Regions from separate parts of the Homo sapiens genome. Here region 2 is linked to region 1. Evidence: chromatin loops called from intact Hi-C (ENCODE). Cell type or tissue: IMR-90. All regions are shown on one strand. Each heading gives the region's core, and the rest is flanking DNA. Links, peaks and the distances in the headings are about the cores only.

Region 1 (9,468 bases), core at 785-8,784:
TTGGAGCCACAGCTTTCTGAGGGCCTGGAAGGTCATCCCATTGACCTCTTGTTTCAAAGTTAGGAAACTGAAGCCCAAAGAGGTTGTGGTTTAAGTGACCCGCCCAAGGTCATCTAGCCAGCTGGTGATCAGGCTGGGATAGGACCCTGATCCCCGGCCCATAACACCCCCAACTGTTCTGCTGCCTCATTACCCAATGGCCTGGAGCCCCTGAGTCCCTCACATTGGCCACTTACGAACCAATACAAAGTTTCTCAACTGAGGAGAAATCTGACTCGAGGGAAAAATGGAAGGCCAGATAGAAATACAATGAGGTTTTTGTTTTTGTTTTTTCTGTTAGTTGACAAAGATTTCTAGAGAGAATTTCCCAACTTGCATCAAAATTTAAAATGTACATGTCTTTTGACCCAGCAATCCTATTTCTAAGAACTTGAACCTAAGAGGGGAAAAAGATGTGTATACAAAGATGTCCATTTCAGTGTTGTTTACAATAGTGACAACTGGAAATGATCTAGAATGTCCATCAATAGAGGACAGATTAAATCAAAGAAGGTACATCTCTGCAATAGAATATTAGACAACCTTTTAAAAACAATCTCTATATTAACTTGCAAAGTTAATATAGACAGGTCGAGGCAGAAGTCTATGACAGAATGAGAAAAAAGCAGGTAAATAAACGGCTTGTATACATGGTCTAATTTAAACATATATTCATATGTGACTATATTAATATATACACATACATACATGCTACACACACACACACACACACACACACACACACACACACACACACACAGAGGGAGGGGGAAGGGTGGCCGCCACTTCACGCTCCATGAATCGGACTCAAGCCCTTGCTCATGGAGCCCAGGGTGGTGGAGGTGAGAGGGCACCCGGATGTAATGCAACACAAACCTGGCAGGAAAGCAGAGGTCACAGAAGTAGGAAGTGCTGGGGATGTCGGAGGCAGGGAGGGCCAAATTTCCAAAAGATTGAGGAAGAAAGGGAATGCTCACGCTGGTTCCCACTTTGAGCCAAAACCCAAACAAACCCCTCTCTGCAGGAATCAGGAAACACAGGCTCTGCAGCCAGCACTTCCTGGAAGGGCTCATCACAAGCGCACATCAGTAACAACTGATGTAGTATCCACTTAATACCTGCATTCCCACCCCAATGCCCACCCCATGAAAGCAGGGATCCCCCCAGTAGGGTCAGGCTCATTGCTATACCCCAGCACCTGGCACAGTACTGGGCCCACGGAAAGCATCTAATAAACACGAAGGAAGGAAGGAAGGGAGGGAGGGAAGGAAAAAAGGGAACCATTTCCAAAACCCAGGAAGTTCTTTAGTTCCTCAAGCGTTCATGGGCCAGAGAACTTAAGGACTTTTCTCACCAAGCACTGAATCAGGTCCTGCGGCAACAGAAAATAACCAAGGGAGACGCTTCCTCTCAGTCGTTCCATTCATCTCTACGTGATCACCCACTCGTGAATTAAATATGCAGCCAAAAGAATGAGCACTAGCACCTGGGGTTTGTTGGGAGGGGTCTCTGGGGTAGGGGAGGGTGGTTCTAGATGCAACAAGGGTGGCCACAAGCACGTGAGGTTCATTATACTAGCGATGGCTCCCACAGGTTCATTATTCTATTCTCTCTGCTTTTTAGATGTGTTTAACGTTTTCCACTAAAAATGTGATTTTTTTTTAAAGGAAACCATTTAATGCTTAAAACAGATTGAAATGGCCCCTGTGAGAGACCGTTCCTAAAGTGACAAAGGACACAATCTCCCCCGAAGGCCATGGGCGGCTCTCCCTTTTGGGGGACCTGCAGTTTGGGTGGCCTCCAGCCGTCCTGTAACTCCACCAGTTCCGGAAGCTCTGCCCAGAAGCCTGGCATCACGGGCACTTGCCCACATCTGCCTGTGTTAGCAGTCCTGCGAAAGCTCCTCGTTCGAGTCCTTTAACCTTTTATAAGGAACAGCAACACATTTTGGCTCACAGTTCCTCACTGGGGCTGCGTGGCTAAGGAACTGCACTGGTCCTCTCCCAGCGCACAGGGATCCTGGATCCTGGTAGGGCTCTCCCATCTGGGTCAAGACAAGCAACAGACCCCACTGGGTGCTGCTCTGAGGCTACCGACCTTTCCCAGTCAGCATCTCTCCTCAGTGGCAGCACGCAGGGTTGAGGAGTGAGGGGTGAACCCTGAAGACCCTGCCTTTAGTGTAAATTCCCCAAACCCACCCATGTCTCCTGTCCCAGCCTCTCTGAGGCTCGGTGTCTGTTTTGCTGTGGCTTGTTTGGATTTTCCTGCCAGCTATGGACTCACGTTTCCAGCCCCACATGGTCTGACTGGCCAGCTCAGCACAAAGCTGAGAACAAGCTGCTCCTTGGTTCACTGTGCTCTGCCAGAAGTTTCGAGTCCTCTTGATAATGCTGTCCATTTACCCTTTCTCCTCCTCTCAGACAGAGATTTTTCAGTGCGGTCTAAAGTCTTTCACCATTAAGTCAGATGCCTCAGGCTTGATTTCTGGGCTTGACAGTTAACATCTCACCCTTCATACAAAGCTACCGCCAAGGGTTACCTCTCTGGAGTGTTCTGTCAGCCCTAAATTTAGCCAACTGCAAGATATGAGTATCTCATTATTTCATAAGGCCACACCACATGGTTTCGTTTGTTTTTTTTTTTTTTTTTCTCAAGATCTTCCATAAAAGATGGCAGTCCTCAAGTTGACCTCCAGGTTATTAAAATCTCAATCCATTTATTCCCCGCGGGGCTGGGTGTGCTTGGCCCTTGGCATGGGGGTAGATGGGGATCCATGGTGGCAAGTGGGATGCTCCCAGGCCTCCACTCCCCACCGCGGGCCCGTGTCCCACCCTCCTGTCTCGAAGGGGAAGGAGTCCTGTCTAAAGGCCCAGGATCCCATTGGGCTCCCTCCCGCACAGCAGTTCCACGGCTCCGGACAGGAGTCCCGACACCCATGAGATGCAACTGGGCAGCACTGACTCCTCCCGGGCTGCAGGTCTGGCTTCAGTCACCCTCGGTCACATCCAGCTCCAGAGCTGATGGGTGTGAGTAGGGAAGGGCTCGGAGAGAGCACCCAGGCCAGCTTGCGGTTTTCCAGCAGGCACCAGAGGCCCCTCCTGCTGCGCCACGCCGCCGCCTGCTGTCCGCACCGCAGAGCCAGCCCTGCAGGGACCTTGGCTTTCTGCCCATCAGTTATTGTTGAGGGAGAAGATATGAGGGACACTAAGGTTTCTGGGGCTGGCATATAAAGATAGGACAAAAAGTGGAGAGAAGGAAATAGCTCCTTCAGCCAGTGGCTTAAAGATAAAAAACATGCTAAGGTTGATTGCTAGACTCACGACAAGCCATGTGAGCCTCCTTGGCACCCTAGGGCAAACAGGAAAGAGCTGAGTGCCTCCCCACACACCCTTGCACATGCCCTGCACACGTCACCCCTCCATGCACACTCATAAACGCCCCCACACACTACATACATGTCTACACACACGACACCTGACACACTACAACACACACAGGCACGCACACACACAGACATGTGCTCATGCACTCAGCTACAAACACACACACACACACACCACACACCCCCACACCCCTACACCCCACCACGTGCACAACACATACTGTATACCCACCTATCCACACATAGTACACGAAGCACACACCCTCATTACACAAACACATCTAGCAAACACACCTACATACCTACACCGCACCCACACTGCCTCTCCTCATCCCTCACATTCGCTTCAAACTGCCCGGTGTAACTTCTTTCCTTCTTCAAGCCCTCCTTGAAATTGATGTCAAGATGAGCATCAGTGTTCATGGGGGAGGCTGGCATTTGCTTCTCTTTCTCCTGTGGTCCCTGGGTCCCTGGGTCCCGCCCCTCCTGAAGGATCCCAATAGGACCCAGGAGGTCCAGGGAATCTTACAAAAGGAACAGGACTGTGGAGGAGGAAAAGGGGTTGCTTTTGGTTTTGTTTTTTAATTTCCATTTCACACAACCTGGTGCCTGAAAGAAGCGGGGCTCGCATCCCGCCAGGGGCTCTACTCTAGGCTGCTGGGAGGTTTGCCCAGGCCCTGACTTAATTCAAGGAAAGCCGAACGCCTCCCATCTCTGGAGGCCATCACTCTCGGGATGGCACTGATTCCCGGCAGCTGGGCCTGCAAGCCCGTCTCGCTGCCGTCACCAGAAATCCTGCGTGCCCTGAAGGCCCTGCAGCGCCCCAGTGCCAGGACCTGGCGCCAGGTGTTTCTGTTGGTGATGCCGTTTGTTTGTTATTTACTACCACCTGCTGGTGAAACATGGGTTCTGCATCCCCCAAGTGAACGCCGCCAGCAACGCACAGAACATTTCCAAACCCTGGAGAAGAGAATGAGGAGAAACTGGGATTGTTCCATCGGCCGCACCCTGCAATTCCTAAGGGAGGGTAAGGCCACTGGATCTAGCTTGCTCTTTGGTAAACTCAAGTCAATTGCCCCAGACAAACCCCCATCTGGCCGGGCCTTGGTTCCCCAAGTAGGAGATGAAACAGATGCCTTCCATGGTTTTCTTAGACGCCAACCTTTCTACTCTAATATCTCTACTGCTTAACAACGTTTAAAATTGCCTGGCAGACAATGGCGCCAGGAAATAACAATGTGTTAATACTGGATTTTCTTTCAAGACCAGAGAAGTCAGTACATCAGCCCTGGGTGCCCTGCAGACTAGGAGGCCATGTTGTGCCCCTCCTCCCTTGGAGAGGGCCACCCACTTTCTGTCACTCTCTTCTTTACCATGTCTACTCAGGCAAAAGGCAAAGACAAGACTGAGGTGCCCACACGGCATTGACACAGCTACCTGAGGGGCAGAGATGCCCAACAGTGAATATTTCAGTTTGTCCTTTTTTTTTTTTTTTTTTTTGAGACGGAGTAGTCTCGCTCTGTCGCCCAGGCTGGAGTGCAGTGGCGCGATTTCGGATCACTACAACCTCTACCTCCTGAGTTCAAGAGATTCTCCTGCCTCAGCCTCGTGAGTGACTGGGATTACAGAAGTGCGCCACCAGGCCCGGCTAATTTTTTTTGTATTTTTAGTAGAAATGGGGTTTCACCATGTTGGCTACGCTGGTCTTGAGTTCCTGACTTCAGGTGATCTGCCTGCCTCGGCCTCCCAAAGTGCTGGGATTATAGGCATGAGCCACCACGCCTGGCCAGTTTGTCCCTTTCAAATGAAGTTTTAGGTGACAAAAGAGACCATTCAAAAATAGACATTCTTCTATAAACAACTGGTACATCACTTAGCAAATTAGTAAAACTTCTCTATTGGAAATGCTCGGCTAGCCACACTGTGCAGAATGATTTGACAATTTTTATTTTAAAGTACATTTTTACATCTTTCAATGGAATATGAAAGTATCTGGGAAAATGAGCAGAGGTCGGCCAGTCTGCATGTGAACTGGATTATTTTAAAGAGTGATGTATTCACTAAGTGTACACTGCAGATCAAAGCATTTAAGGAACACGATTTTCCTTCCATTTTAATGAATTCAGGGCTTAGAACCAGTTTTTTCTCCCACATCTCAAGGGCAGCAAGGATGCCATAGCCCACGAAATCTGGGAGAAGAAAGTCAGCAGCAAACAGAACCATGAGCCCAGTTTTCTGGGAGGGAAAAGATATGATAGTATATTGACTCACCAAGCATGTATGCTACAGTGCATATGATGAGCCTGGCCCTGTTCTAAGCATGTCTTTGTTCTAATACAAATATTAATTCATGTAGTTTTCTCCCTATGAAAGAAGTAGTCACAGTATCCCATTTTACAGATTAGAAAACTAAGGCACAGGAAGAGGAAGTGACTTGCCCATGGCCATACAGCTCACAGGTAGTGGAGCTTGGATTTGCATCCAGCCAATCCAGCTCTGGGGCTGCTTGCTGCCACCTGACTTTTAGGAGGACGAGCACTGTGACGATGAGGACTAGAGGCCCAAACTCTGCCCTGCGCTCTGCATTCCACTTGCAGCCTGCCTTTGGGCGACTCATTTTACCTCCTAGCCAAGGCTTCCTCCTCTTCATGGGGACAAAATTGGGCTCCAAAGCCACGGAGGTATTGGTAGGCCCCTGTGTGGCACCCGATGTCGCCTGGGGATCCAGCTCCTGAGGGCTGCTTAGGCTGTGGCTGCCTCCCAGGCACGTGGTGCAGCCCATCCTGAACAAAACTAAAATGTTCACATCAAGCCTTCCCCGGTGTGGTGTGGGAGATTAAAGATGGCCACGCCTTCTTTGCTACTCCTCCCAGGGCAGGGGGCGGGAGGGGGGCGGTGTCTCAATCCCCTCCCTGGAACCTGGGCTGGCCCCAGTGACAAGCTCTGTGAACAGATTCAGACAGAAGTGTATCCTGGGGTGTCTGTGGTGAAGTCATGGGATGCCTGGCCGCTGGCCCCACCTTCCACCCCAACCACTGCCGCCCTTGAACTCTCTGGAGTGCTTGTGCCAGGAGCAGCCAGACACCAAGTAAGAAGGCAGGTGAAGCCAGCCCCACGGAGAGGCTGTGAGGAGGGAAGATGCCTGGCCAGCCCCAGCCATTCCAAGCGTGCCCTCCCAGGCACCGGGCATGGCGATGAAGAATCCGTCTTGGACACACTATCCCTGCAGATGCAACGTGGAGAAAAACCAAGGAATCAAGCTGACGCCAGAACTGAGATCCAGATGTAAATCCCCGGGTGAGCCAGCCCAGCTCTCTTAGGCAGTTCAAGGCATCCCACCTAAGCCCAAGTCAGCACAGAGCAGAGTCGAGACCTCCTTGCCATGTCCTGCCCCAAACCCTGACCCACTAAATCAGGAGCATAATAAACTCAGCGTCATTTTATGCCATTAAATTGGGGGGTAGCTTGTTAGGCTACAAGAGATACTTGGGGGACATACCCAAGACTGGGTAATTTATAAAGGAAAGAGGTTTAATGGACTCACAGTTCTGCAAGGCTGGGGAGGCCTTGGGAAACTTACAATCATGGCAGAAGGGGAAGCAAACACGTCCTTCTTCACATAGCGGCAGCCAGGAGAGGTGCAGAGCGAAGGGGCAGAGCGGGGGAAAGCCCTTTATAAAACCATCAGATCTTGTGAGAACTCACTATCACGAGAACAGCATGGAGGTAACCACCCCCAAGATTCAATTACCTCCCACCGGGTCCCTCCCATGACACGTGAGGATTATGGGAACTACAGTTCAAGATGAGATTTGGGTGGGGACACAGCCAAACCATATCACGGAGCATCAGAGTAATGCAAACTGGAGCTTTGTCAGTTCCCAGTTACCGCAGGGACTAGGTCCCCAAAGCTGGTAGCAGTCATGGGAAATAAATAAATATAAAAAATCCCCCATATATAAAATATATTCACACCCGACAGGACTTGCTGTGAGTACCATTACTACCACTAAGATGATGACGATGGCAACTCCATTCTTGATAATAATCATGGTGAGTAATCAGTGATTACAACCAGTGACCATAGTAAGTAATTAGTGAATTACAGACACAATTCCCTTTATATAGAGCAAGCCAACAAATGGGATCCTAGGAAAGCTCGCCTTACAGATGGGAAAACTGAAGGGAGCTCTGAGGGGGCGCATGGCTTGCCCAGGAGCACAGCTGGGAGGAAGCAGAGTCTGAATGGGAACCAAGTCTGTGTGATTCTGAGCCACGGCCCCTCCCATCTGGGAGTGACAGTCACTTGCCTCCCTTCTAGAAATCCTTCAGGCTGCATGCTGCCCCCTGTGACCTGTCTCCTCTTTGTTCCTTCAAGACTAATTCTCTGGGCCGGGCATGGTGGTTCACGCCTGTAATCCCAGCACTTTGGGAGGCCGAGGCTGGCGGATCACGAGGTCAAGAGATGGAGACCTGGCCAATATGGTGAAACCCCATCTCTACTAAAAATACAAAAATTAGCCGGGCGTGGTGGTGGGCGCCTGTAGTCCCAGTTACTCAGGAGGTTGAGGCAGGAGAATCGCTTGAACCCAGGAGGCGAAAGTTGTAGTGAGCCGAGATCGCGCCACTGCGATCCAGCCTGGGGACAGAGTGAGACTCCATCTCAAAAAAAAAAAAAAAAAAAAAAAGACTAATTCTCTGAAGCCACTGGGGCTGCCCATGGAGAGGGACCTCACCCGAATAGAAATGCAGGCAGCAGAGGGCAGCATCTGGGCCCTGGGATTGTCCACACCACAGGGACCCAGGTCAACTGCCACAGGCTTGCTCTTCCACTAAACTAGCTGAGCTCCTACCATGAGCCCTGCGGGAGCTGACTCCTCAGCCCTTGAAGCAGCCGGCCGAGCAGACAGCGTGAGCAGAAACAGGGGGATCCTGGGGTAGGGAGGTCCCAGATGAGGCCATCTCATCTCCCAGTAAAAACCAACCAAAGGCTGGGGGGAGGTCAGAGTCCTGCAATCAAGATCGTGGATGGGGTAAATCAGAGGTCTGCAGTGAGGGGTGAGGAGAAGGAGTTCCCCTTCCCCTGCCTCCCGCATCCCCTGGCTTCCACAGGCTCTTCCCAGGGAGGGGGGTGGGAGCAGGTACATCCCTCTGTATGTCAGGAAGTCTCTTCCCTCGCCTCTCCCCCTCCCGTGTCCCTCTGCTCCCATCTTGCTTCTTCTGTCGGGTGTGCCCTTGTCACCCAGAGCAGCAGCGACAGGTGTGAAGCTGCAGGGCGTGGTCCCCGCTTCCCTCCCTCTATGTCCGATGAGGCTGTGCCAAGTTCCCTTGCACAGGAAACCTCAGAGCCAGCTTCTGGTTGACAAACCCCAGCAAGTCCCACCTCCCTGATCATAAGTGTAGAGGCTGCAGAGGGTCACTGGGGCCACCTCTTCCTCACCCCTCATGTCCTGCCCCTGCCTCTGCAGGCCCCGCTCACAGCCCAATGAGAAAGAACCCGTGTCAGCTCCCGTCAGGCGAGGATGTTCCCAGAGGGAAAGAGGCTTCAAGCTGCACCTGCCGTTGGGGGGTCTGTGAGGGGCAGGAGCACAGCTCTAGCCATGCCAAGGGCTGCCCAGACAGCTACACTGAGAGACCTCCCGACTGGAGAAGAAGGCCCGGGGCCTCCAGGGTCAGGCCTGTCAGAGACAATTTCACAGCTGAGCGCACTGGCGGTTTGCTCTTCTCTGAAGCCGCTGGGGCTGCCCACGGAGAGGGAAACGCTTCTAGAAGCTCTGGTCAGAGCAAGGATGACTCTGTGCACTCCGGCTCTCCTTGGACTTCCCAGAAATGTCAGGGTTGGGTTGGGTTTCTTTTTTAATCTGGATGCCTGATACACAGCAACACTTGACATTCAGCCCAACAGGAAAATCTGGCTGTGCCCCTATGGTGGCTCCAGCCAGTGACAAGGAACAGCGCTAAGCAGGCCAGACCTACCCCCCTCCGGCAGCGCCCATTCTTCTTGGGGAGACAATGTTGTCGAATGGATGCATGAATGAATCTGGCAT
Region 2 (9,468 bases), core at 483-8,482, 150 kb before region 1:
ACAGTGATACTCCACTCTACAAAGAATGCAGGAGAGGAAAACGACACAGCTATCATTTCAAACAGGTTTCCCTTATCTGACAAAAATAAACACACCTGGGAGCACAGCTGTGTGGGAGCTCCGTTCCCTTTATTCGCCCAGGGCTTGCCACATGCAACACTACCTGGCTGAGACCCTACATATGCAGAAAACCTTCACCCTTAAGCCCTTCCACTTACTATTTTCTCACATCTCAGAGTCAGCGCAGAAATCTAGTAAATAAATACACAAATGCCAAGACTCTTGGAGAAACATGAGCACAAGCCCCTACGTCTGCCTCACATCCAGCTGTTCCCGCCACCTGTGATGTTCCTAATATCAGTCCCAGGAAAGGTATCGAGAACATTTCAAGCTGAACATCATGGCTATCATTGACCTCTGAGTTTTTACCATAATCCTAAAACCTGACTGAAAGGATGTATATCAAAGTCTGCATCCGGAATGCAGACATAAGTTGGAAAACCTCTGATTTTTGGTGTCTCAACTCATTGCTCCCAATGGCTTAACACAAGAAAGCAGGCCTTTCTTCCCTGAATCAAGTCGGCTCTAGCCCACAGTCCCACCTTGCATTTCTGAAGGATGAAGGCCGCTAGGCAGACAAGCCTCAGTTTGCTGGGAACCACAGTCACATGCTGCTTGAGACTCTCTGGTATTGCAAAGCTGTCCAGCTTGTCGCCAGCTGGTGGAGGACAGACCTCCTGGACCGCTTTGTCCTTTGGGTTCAACTGGTCATGGCTCTTGTCCAGGACAGAAATACTGACTGGATCATGCAAACTGATATCAGCTAGCCGCGTTACACCTTGGATAAAAGTAAGAAGGGCAAAGCAGACAACAAACACACCATGAAACTGGTCACAAAAGCGTACCCCCATACAGCACCCACCCATGTATGTTAGGACTACGTATGTTACCCCATGGGTATCACCAAGTCCCAGCACTGATCCGCCCTAGTGCCAACGTGTGTGTTGCAGGGAGATCTACCAACGTATCTTTCCATAGCCATTCTATAAACACTCACCTATGGAACAGCGTCCAAAAGATAGCAACAGATACTGCGCCCACCCCCACCTCCCAAAAGGGTTCTTTGGTCAAGTAAGTTATGGCAAATCTTGGATTTCAAAGGTTTCACAAAAGCGTTTTTGCTATAAGCAGCCCTCTCAGGGCCTTTATTGTGTTAATGTGCCCTGAGAATATCCAAGGGAGGGATGTGGGGCATTTCTCAAACTTTCTTGACCACAGAATCCCTTCTTCGTGAATCATCCCTCAAAAATTAGAACATAGGGAACTGTGAGGGACCACATGCATGGCATCTGGTACATGCACATCATAATGTGGCCTAGTAAATCAAGGAAACCAGACAGAAAAACGTGAAAGCTGCACTGCTGGTCAATGACTCACTGTGTGGGGTGGATCTGGTAGAGTGATACAACTTTTCCAAGCCTTCGTGTTCCCAGTGATAAAAAAGAGAGCTAAGAATTTCCATCTCACATGGATGGAAGACAGAGAAGCGCTTCATTGATATATTTTTTAAGTTTAATAGCTCTATAGGAGGAAGAGTGATTACATTAAAAATGCACTCAGATAAGAGGTCATCATCTTCAGTGCAAGGGCCCTGCTCTCCATGGGTTGCAAGTGCACAAAAACCTCATGAAACCACCAAGCCAATAGCAGCCAGTCTTTTCTCGTCCTCATCCCTGCCCTTTCTCCCTTTCCCCATGCCCTGGGGAACATATCTGTCTTGGATGACTTGCAGAGGGAAGTTGGGAGTGTAGAACATAGAGTTTGAAAAGGCAGTCTTCTAAGGACAGCTCTCTCCCTGCCCCCACCTCCCTGAGGTTGAGAATCACTGCAGCAAACAACCCAGGTTAAATCTAGGTCCTTCCTCTTCATTAAGAACAAAGAAGGACCCATCACTTCTTTTCAACTCACCTTCTGTGAGTGTCGCTGATAGCAAGACATTCTGTCGTTTTTGGCATTCAGCATTTACAGCATTAAGTATCACTGTGATGTCCTTTTCAAAACCCAAATCCAAGATTCTGTGATTGTAAAAAAAAAAAGAAATTTTCAACTATATGAAGAGCAGATGTGGTCTAAGGGGCTACAGAAGTTGCAACAAGGAGAGGAGAAACAGCCCTTCTCTTCTACCTGTTATCATCCTGGGACGAGGCTCACCTGTCTGCTTCATCAAACACCAACCACCGCAGCCGACTAAAATGAATGTTCTTTGTGGATTTTATATGATCCACCAGGCGTCCAGGAGTTGAGATAAGGATATTTATTCCTTTGCGGAGTCTGTTTAAAATTATATATCATAAAAGAAAGTAAATCAAACAGGGCCACGCCAGTAGAAAACACAGGAAAAAGGCAAAATAGACAGACTCATTTCATGTACAGTGCAAACGTGCCATAGCCTGAAATCATGACAAAACATAAAAACTGGGTAGAAAGCTGTACTTGAGTCTTTCCCTGTACTGTGAAATGCAATTGTTAAGATCTGAAATTACATTAAAATCATAAAACTTTAACTTTGAAAGGGATCATAACTACATAATCCAATGCTCTTTATCTGACTCATAAATCCTCTCTAGAACCTTCCAAAGAGATTGTAGTCTAGCCTGTTCTCGAAGGTTTCTGTGCCAGAGAATCTAGTATCTGAGCAAGTGATTCCATGCCAATGTGCTCCAATTGCTAGGACACTTTTTTCTTATGCTAAGCCCTTTATGTAACTTCCATTCAACGGGGCTCAGCTTTGTCCCATGGGTTATATACAATAAATCTAATTTCTCATTCCCCAGACAACCATTTTCCTGTCAGTCCACCGTAATAAAAGCTTCCAATTTTTAGCACATTTTTTTTTTCTTTGTAGAGACGGGGGTCTCACTATGTTGCCTAGGCTGGTCTCAAACTCCTGGTCTTAAGTCATCCTCCTGCCTTGGCCTCCCTAAGTGCTAGGATTACAGGCATGAGCCACTGCACCCAGCCTAGCTGGATATATTTTCAAGCTTCCCTTGCAGTTAAGTATAGTCATGTTTGTTTTAGCAATGGGATAAAAGGTAAAGGGAACACGCCAATCACACAAGCACCTTCAGAGGGAGCAGGTATGAGCATCTCTGTACCCGCTGGCAAGAAATTAGATGCAATGGTTGGAGTGCCTGCAACTATCTAAGACTATGAGGTAATCTTAAAAATGGAATCCTCCCATAGTGGCACAAAAAGACAGAAAGAGCTTGGTCCCCGACACTGGAGCACCAGGCCAGCCTTGGACTGGCTCTGTCAGATTTCTTAAATGTGAAAGAAAAATAAAACTTGTATATTGTTTGTGCCACTGTTATTTGTTATTATTGTTGTTATTCACAGCTGAGTCTAATCCTAACCAATGCTTTGAGGTTTCAGGTTTCATATTTACTCCTCAGTTATAGACTACATGCATCATTATTGAGTACTGATTATTAAGCTATAATACAATAAAAATGTTTTCAAAAGAATGAAGACAATTTGAGATTTACTTGTTGCAACGATTTTCAACTGACACCCATTACAAATCCTAATAAAGGAACAAACATATTCGGTTGTAAAAAGCAAGTTACAAAGCATTATATAAGTGAATGATCTTGTTTTTGTAAAAGCAAACAACAAAACCCCAAACTCTTAATGTCCACAAAAATGAGTGGCATGCAGGTGGATGTATACTAAACCAGGGATGCTATAGAGCATTGGGTAGGTGGGAGTTAAGAAGTTGACAGCACTGTTACTAGCAACATCAGAAGGAAACCTGTTTGTAGGTTTAATATTTTAAAAAACAGCACCGTCTAGAGGTGACCGCTCCCCACTGACTCAATCTGTCCCTGTGCACCGGGACTAGGAAGCAGAGCCTGAGACAAAGCTCTCAGCAGGTTTAGAAGGACCCAGCCTTACTGAATAGGAAGGCAGGACACATTCAAGAAGGAAACAACAACCAACAAACCTCTTCCTACCTGGCCTTTTCTGATTTTCTCTTCTCTCCTCCCATTAACACTCCAGGCACAATCCAGGTGAAAGGCTACAGAAAGACAGCAGACCACAGTCAGTGCAAAGCCCCCTTTACTAACATCAGACATTGATTCCAAATTCCCTTTCCTTAAACAAGGCATGGGAGAAAACTGGTGCTTCTCATTGTATAAGGTGTTATTGTGCAGACACAATTCCTAGGCATTGCTACACCCATGTTCACTATCAGCAGTAACTTGAATTATAGGTATATAACTAGCTTCTACCACAGTGAGAGAGAAATGTGAGCTTCTTAAATCATTCAAGTAGCTTGCCTTTCTTTTCCCACAGAGCCTGAACTGAAAACACATGTCAGTAAGTCTACTGCCATTTTTGGGGTTAAGATAAAAACCCAAGCAACACCCTTCCCTACTCTCCACCCCTAATAAAAGAAAGGATGGATCAATTCATGATCCAATTTGGTGAGCTGGCTGGCTTTGATTCTGAAGCCTTCACTCTCCTTTCTTAAACAAATCCTACTTGCAGCTAAGTTGCTTTCTACTGGATCACCATCAGGCTGTACCTGTGAATTTCTGTATGTGGCTTGCTAGTGACTATGATGAACAAATTGCAGGACTTTATGCACCAGGAGTCACTGATAATTCAGCTAAGCTAGAAATTGGTAGGTTTAGATCAGTAAAAACCTATAAACTGCCTAGAGAGAGCAGAGATATCCAGGCAAAAGGAAATAATTCTTATCTCTTTGAAAATAAAGAATAGACTGTAGTATATTAAATCCTTCCTCAAAGTCAGCAAGCAAGATGAAATGGAACTCATGGTTTGCCTTACCTTAAGCAGTTTCTGGACAGTGTCAAAGCTTTGTAGAGCTAGCTGTAAAAATTTTAAAAGTTATAGATGATGAACAGGATCCCCCTTTTTTTTTTTTTAAAGACAATTTAATGTGATTAGGATCCAAACTTGGACCTCAAGTTAAGATTTAAGAAGAAAAAAAATCCTATACACAGAATCTAATATACCTTGTTCTTAGACTGGTTCTGCAACCTGTCAGTTTGGGCAAAGAGGGTAAAGACAACACTTCTATTTCTTGGACATACACAAAAATAGTGTTTTGTGCTCCCTCTGCTGGCTCAAATTCCCAGAGTGCCACACAGAGAAGTTCAAGTCTGTGGTGCACAAAAACGTAAGAGAATGAAACAAAGTAACCTGAATTTGACTCTCCTTAGAAAGAGAAAGAATATAATATGTACGCAGAGTAAACCACAATAGTGACGCAACAGGGTAGCCTCTGGGAACTTCGCTCTCAAGGAGCGATGACTGTATTCTACAACTGTGCCAGGATATCTGAAGCCTGGGAGATGGTCGCTCCTCAAGTTTATATCAATAAAACAAAAGCAAACCAACAGCTCCATTTGAGAACAAAGCAAGTGAAAATTAAAGTAGGCTACAACCATTAACAACCTTCAAAAATGCCTCATACAGAATCCCGTTCTTAAAGAACGTATATACAGTTTCCACATATTTAGTATTCATGAAGCATCCTCGAGAAGTAGCAAGTTTGCTGCTGTAAAAATTTTAATAGCTTCTGTGCCTGCTCCTTCATTGGACTGAGCTGAGATAGGGGACTGCAGGCTATATGAAAAGCTGACTTCAAATCATCTCTGTGATCAATTCTCTGTAAGGAAGTGATTAGCATTTGATATAGAAACCACATACCCTAATCTGAAGTTGCCTCTGTAGGCAAATAAAATAGATCAGATAGAAGAGATTTCCACCAAGAAAGAAAAAAATATTGAAAAGTTTAACTTTTAGGAACAAGTAACATTTTTGGTAGCAGTAGCTTCTTAAAAAAAATAAAGGTTCATTTTCAGAGCCAACTGCTTTTGGTTTTGAATAAAGTTGCTAAAAAATTGCATTTCTGTAGGTTTTTTTTTAGCAACTTAATTCAAAACCCAATTAAACAGACATTTAATAGTATCATTAGTTTCTAGACAATAGGAAAATACTTTTCCATACTTATGATTCTCAGAGACTACTTGAATTTTTCTCCTTGACAAGAACCAGAAGGATGGTTTCCAGGCAAATGGAACTGGTGTGCAGTGGCTTGTGCAGTAGGGAGAAACATGGTAAAACCACTTTTAAATTCAACGGGACATTAGTGAAAGCATGTGCTTAAAACTTGTCCCAAAAGGGAGCCTGCTTACCTCTCTCGTTGGCACGAGCACCAGGGCATAGGGGCCATCACTGCGCTGTTGACACACAGAAAAAAAATGCCATGAGCAGGATAAACAAAGGCAGACTCCAAACGGACAGGACACAGGGGTGGCCGGTTGTAGAACATCAGAAGCACTCTTAATGAAGAAAGGGACAAAATAAGGTTGCCCACTGATGTGGTCTGGCTGTGCCCCCACCCAAATTTCGACTTGCATTGTATCTCCCAGAATTCCCACATGTTGTAGGAGGAAGGGCAGGGGGGCAGGAGTGAGGTGGTAATTGAATCAGGGGGGCCGGTTATTCTCGTGATAATGAATAAGTCTCACGAGATCTGATGGGTTTATCAGGGGTTTCTGCTTTTGCGTCTTCCTCATTCTCTCTTGCTGCTGCCATGTAAGAAATGTCTTTCGTCCTCTGCCATGATTATGAGACCTCCCCCAGCCATGTGGAACTGTAAGTCAAATTAAACCTCTTTGTCTTCCCAGTCTCGGGTATGTTTTTATCAGCAGTGTAAAAATGGACTAACACACCCACTAACCCCATTATTCTAGAATACTGTTCTAGAGGTCCTGGCCCATACAATCAGACAAGAAATATGATGTATAAAATTAGAAAATAGGAAACAAAATTATTGTTAGCAGATGTTATTTTATCTTACAAAAAAAAAAACCATAAGAGAACTAATGTAAAATCTATTACAAACAAGATAATTTTGTCAAGCAGCTGAATGCAAAATTAACATATAAAAATCAATAGCCAGGTGCAGTGGCTCACGCCTGTAATCCCAGCACTTTGGGAGGCCAAGACAGGCGGATCACTTGAGGTCAGGAGTTTGAGACCAGCCTGGCCAACATGGTGAAACCCCGTCTCTACTAAAAATACAAAAATTAGCTGGGCATGGTGGCGGGCGCCTGTAATCCCAGCTCTTCGGGAGGCTGAGGCAGGAGAATCACTTGAACCCAGGAGGTGGAGGTTGCAGTGGGCTGAGATCGCACCATTGTGCTCCAGCCTGGGCAACAAGTGAAAAACTCAGTCTCAAAAAAAAAAAAAAAAAAAAAAAAAAAAAAAAAAAAAAAAATTTCAACAGCCTTCCAATATAAAAAGTTAATAGCAACAAAAAAGATAAAAGGAATATAAGCTTAGCAAAAAATATACAAAATCTATATGAAGAAAATTTAAAAACACCTCTGAGGGGCATAAAGTAAATTTTGAATAAATGGAAGGATACACCCTATTTCCAGATAAGAGGATGCAATAGTACATATAAGCTAATTCTCTCTAAATCACTCCATAAACGTAATGTGATGCTAATAAAAATGCCACAAATGTGTATATATAAAATAACATATATAACCAAACAACCTGATTTGAAAGTTCATATGGAAAAATAAATGTACAAAAATAACCAAGACATTTATGAAAAACATCAGATGTTAAAATAATTTAAAGCTACAGCAATTACAAATAATGATACTGGCACATGAATAGAGATTATAATAGCAAATAAAGTTGAGAATAGAATCAAATAGATAACAAAATTTAGAAAATAATATAAGGGCCATTTTATATCAGCAAGAAAAAGATGGTTTAATTCAAAAGTCCTGTGAGAAAAAAATAAAGTTAGGAAAACAAAGCTGGAATTGTCCTTTTAACAGATGACATAAAACTCAGAAACCTTAAAATAAAACACTGATACGTTTTATTACCTAAGAATTTTAAATTTCAGAATGGAAAAATAATACCTAAACAAAACCAAGAGTCAAATGATAACCTGGGGAGAAAATATGCCACACCTGAGAGAAAGAGCTAATTTCCTTAATTTATATATTTTAAAAAGCCCTGTAATTCAATCTTTAAAAAAAGACCAACTTGGCCAGGCACGGTGGCTCACGCCTGTAATCTCAGCACTTTGGGAGGCTGAGGTGGGTGGATTACTTGAGGTCAGGAGTTAGAGACCAGCCTGGCCAACATGGTGAAACCCTGTCTCTACAGAAATACAAAAAAAATTAGCCAGGCGTGGTGGTGCATGCCTGTAATCCCAGCTACTCAGGAGGCTGAGACAGGAGAATCTCTTGAACCCAGGAGGTGGAGGTTGCAGTGAGCCGAGATCGTGCCATCGCACTCCAGCCTGGGCGACAGAGCGAGACTTCATCTCAAACAAAACAAAACAAAACAAAACAAAATTCAAATAGAAAAATGAATAAAGGGCCGGATGTGGTGGCTCATGCCTGTAATCCCAGCACTATGGGAGGCCAAGGCGGGTGGATCACTTGAGGTCAGAAGTTCAAGTCCAGCTTGGCCAACATGGTGAAACCCCATCTCTACTAAAACTACAAAAATTAGGCGGGCGTGGTGGTAGGCATCTGTAATCCCAGCTGCTTGGGAGCCTGAGGCAGGAGAACTGCTTGAATCCGGGAGGTGGAGGTTTCAGTGAGCCGAGATTACGCCACTCCACTCCAACCAGGGCAACAGAGCGAGACTCTGTCTCAAAAAAAAAAAAAAAAAAAGAAGAAGAAGAAACATAAAGCAGCTGAGAGCATTGGAGGGCATGGGAAAACTGGACCTTCTACACCGCTGCTGGAGTGCACACTGGCATATTCCCTTTCAAGTTTAATGTTGGCATTATCTACTAAAATAAAAATGCACATTCCACTTACAGAAATTTCTCCTATAGACCATATGTGTGTGTAAAGAGGTTGTAGAATATTTTACAGACTGTAGAGTATTTAAGTGGCCTTGTTTGTAGCAAAATACTGAACATAATATAAATTCCACCAACCAATAAGAGAATGAGTCAGTAATTCACGGTACATACATACATACAATGAAATGCTAGGCAGTCATCAAAAAGAACAAGGTAGCCCAATATGGTGCTAATTAAGGAGCCCAAAACACATCAAAGAAACCAAAGCAAGGCACAGAACATCCTGCATAACAAAGCAACCACTCATGTATCAAACCAAGCAAAACAGAAAAACAAAAAACTTCACAAAATTGGTAAGAGGAATTACACATCCTCAAATTTGCTTGATATGCAGAGAATTTCCCCAGGAGGATATACAAGAGACTGGTAATAACCACCATGGCATCTTGAGAAGCAAACTGTGCCACTAAGGGAAAGTGGGAATAGATGACTTTACTTTTCGCTATATATATTTTTGGTACTCTTTGAAATTTTTAAAACATATATGGTACATTATATCTAAAAAGTATTAATAAAAAAAACAGAAG

Evidence for each region. A loop is a pair of places that touch in the nucleus more often than their neighbours do. Peaks named below come from ENCODE experiments on the same cell type or tissue, not always from the same donor. Only the 100,000 strongest peaks of a DNase experiment are listed, where the experiment ranks them.
Region 2: it touches region 1 in a loop (7-fold over the local background); 10 of 110 quality-filtered maps call a loop at or near these places.

The regions. Positions count from the first base shown.
Region 1 is chr9:132,796,019-132,805,486 of GRCh38, forward strand. The region is part of intron 10 of AK8 (adenylate kinase 8); the gene reads right to left. Among named protein-coding and RNA genes, the nearest start is that of AK8, 78 kb to the right of the region's middle. In IMR-90, for the core only: CTCF peaks have their summits at 4,315 (motif pointing left) and 8,182 (motif pointing right); a DNase peak (open chromatin) is centred at 4,303; H3K27me3 peaks cover 4,014 bases.
Region 2 is chr9:132,646,221-132,655,688 of GRCh38, forward strand. It overlaps DDX31 (DEAD-box helicase 31), which reads right to left. Exons shown (of 20, transcript NM_022779.9): 7 at 6,228-6,272; 8 at 4,855-4,896; 9 at 4,014-4,078; 10 at 2,212-2,331; 11 at 1,969-2,075; 12 at 603-838. Among named protein-coding and RNA genes, the nearest start is that of DDX31, 19 kb to the right of the region's middle. In IMR-90, for the core only: a CTCF peak has its summit at 5,167 (motif pointing left); DNase peaks (open chromatin) are centred at 1,371 and 5,221; H3K27ac peaks cover 515 bases.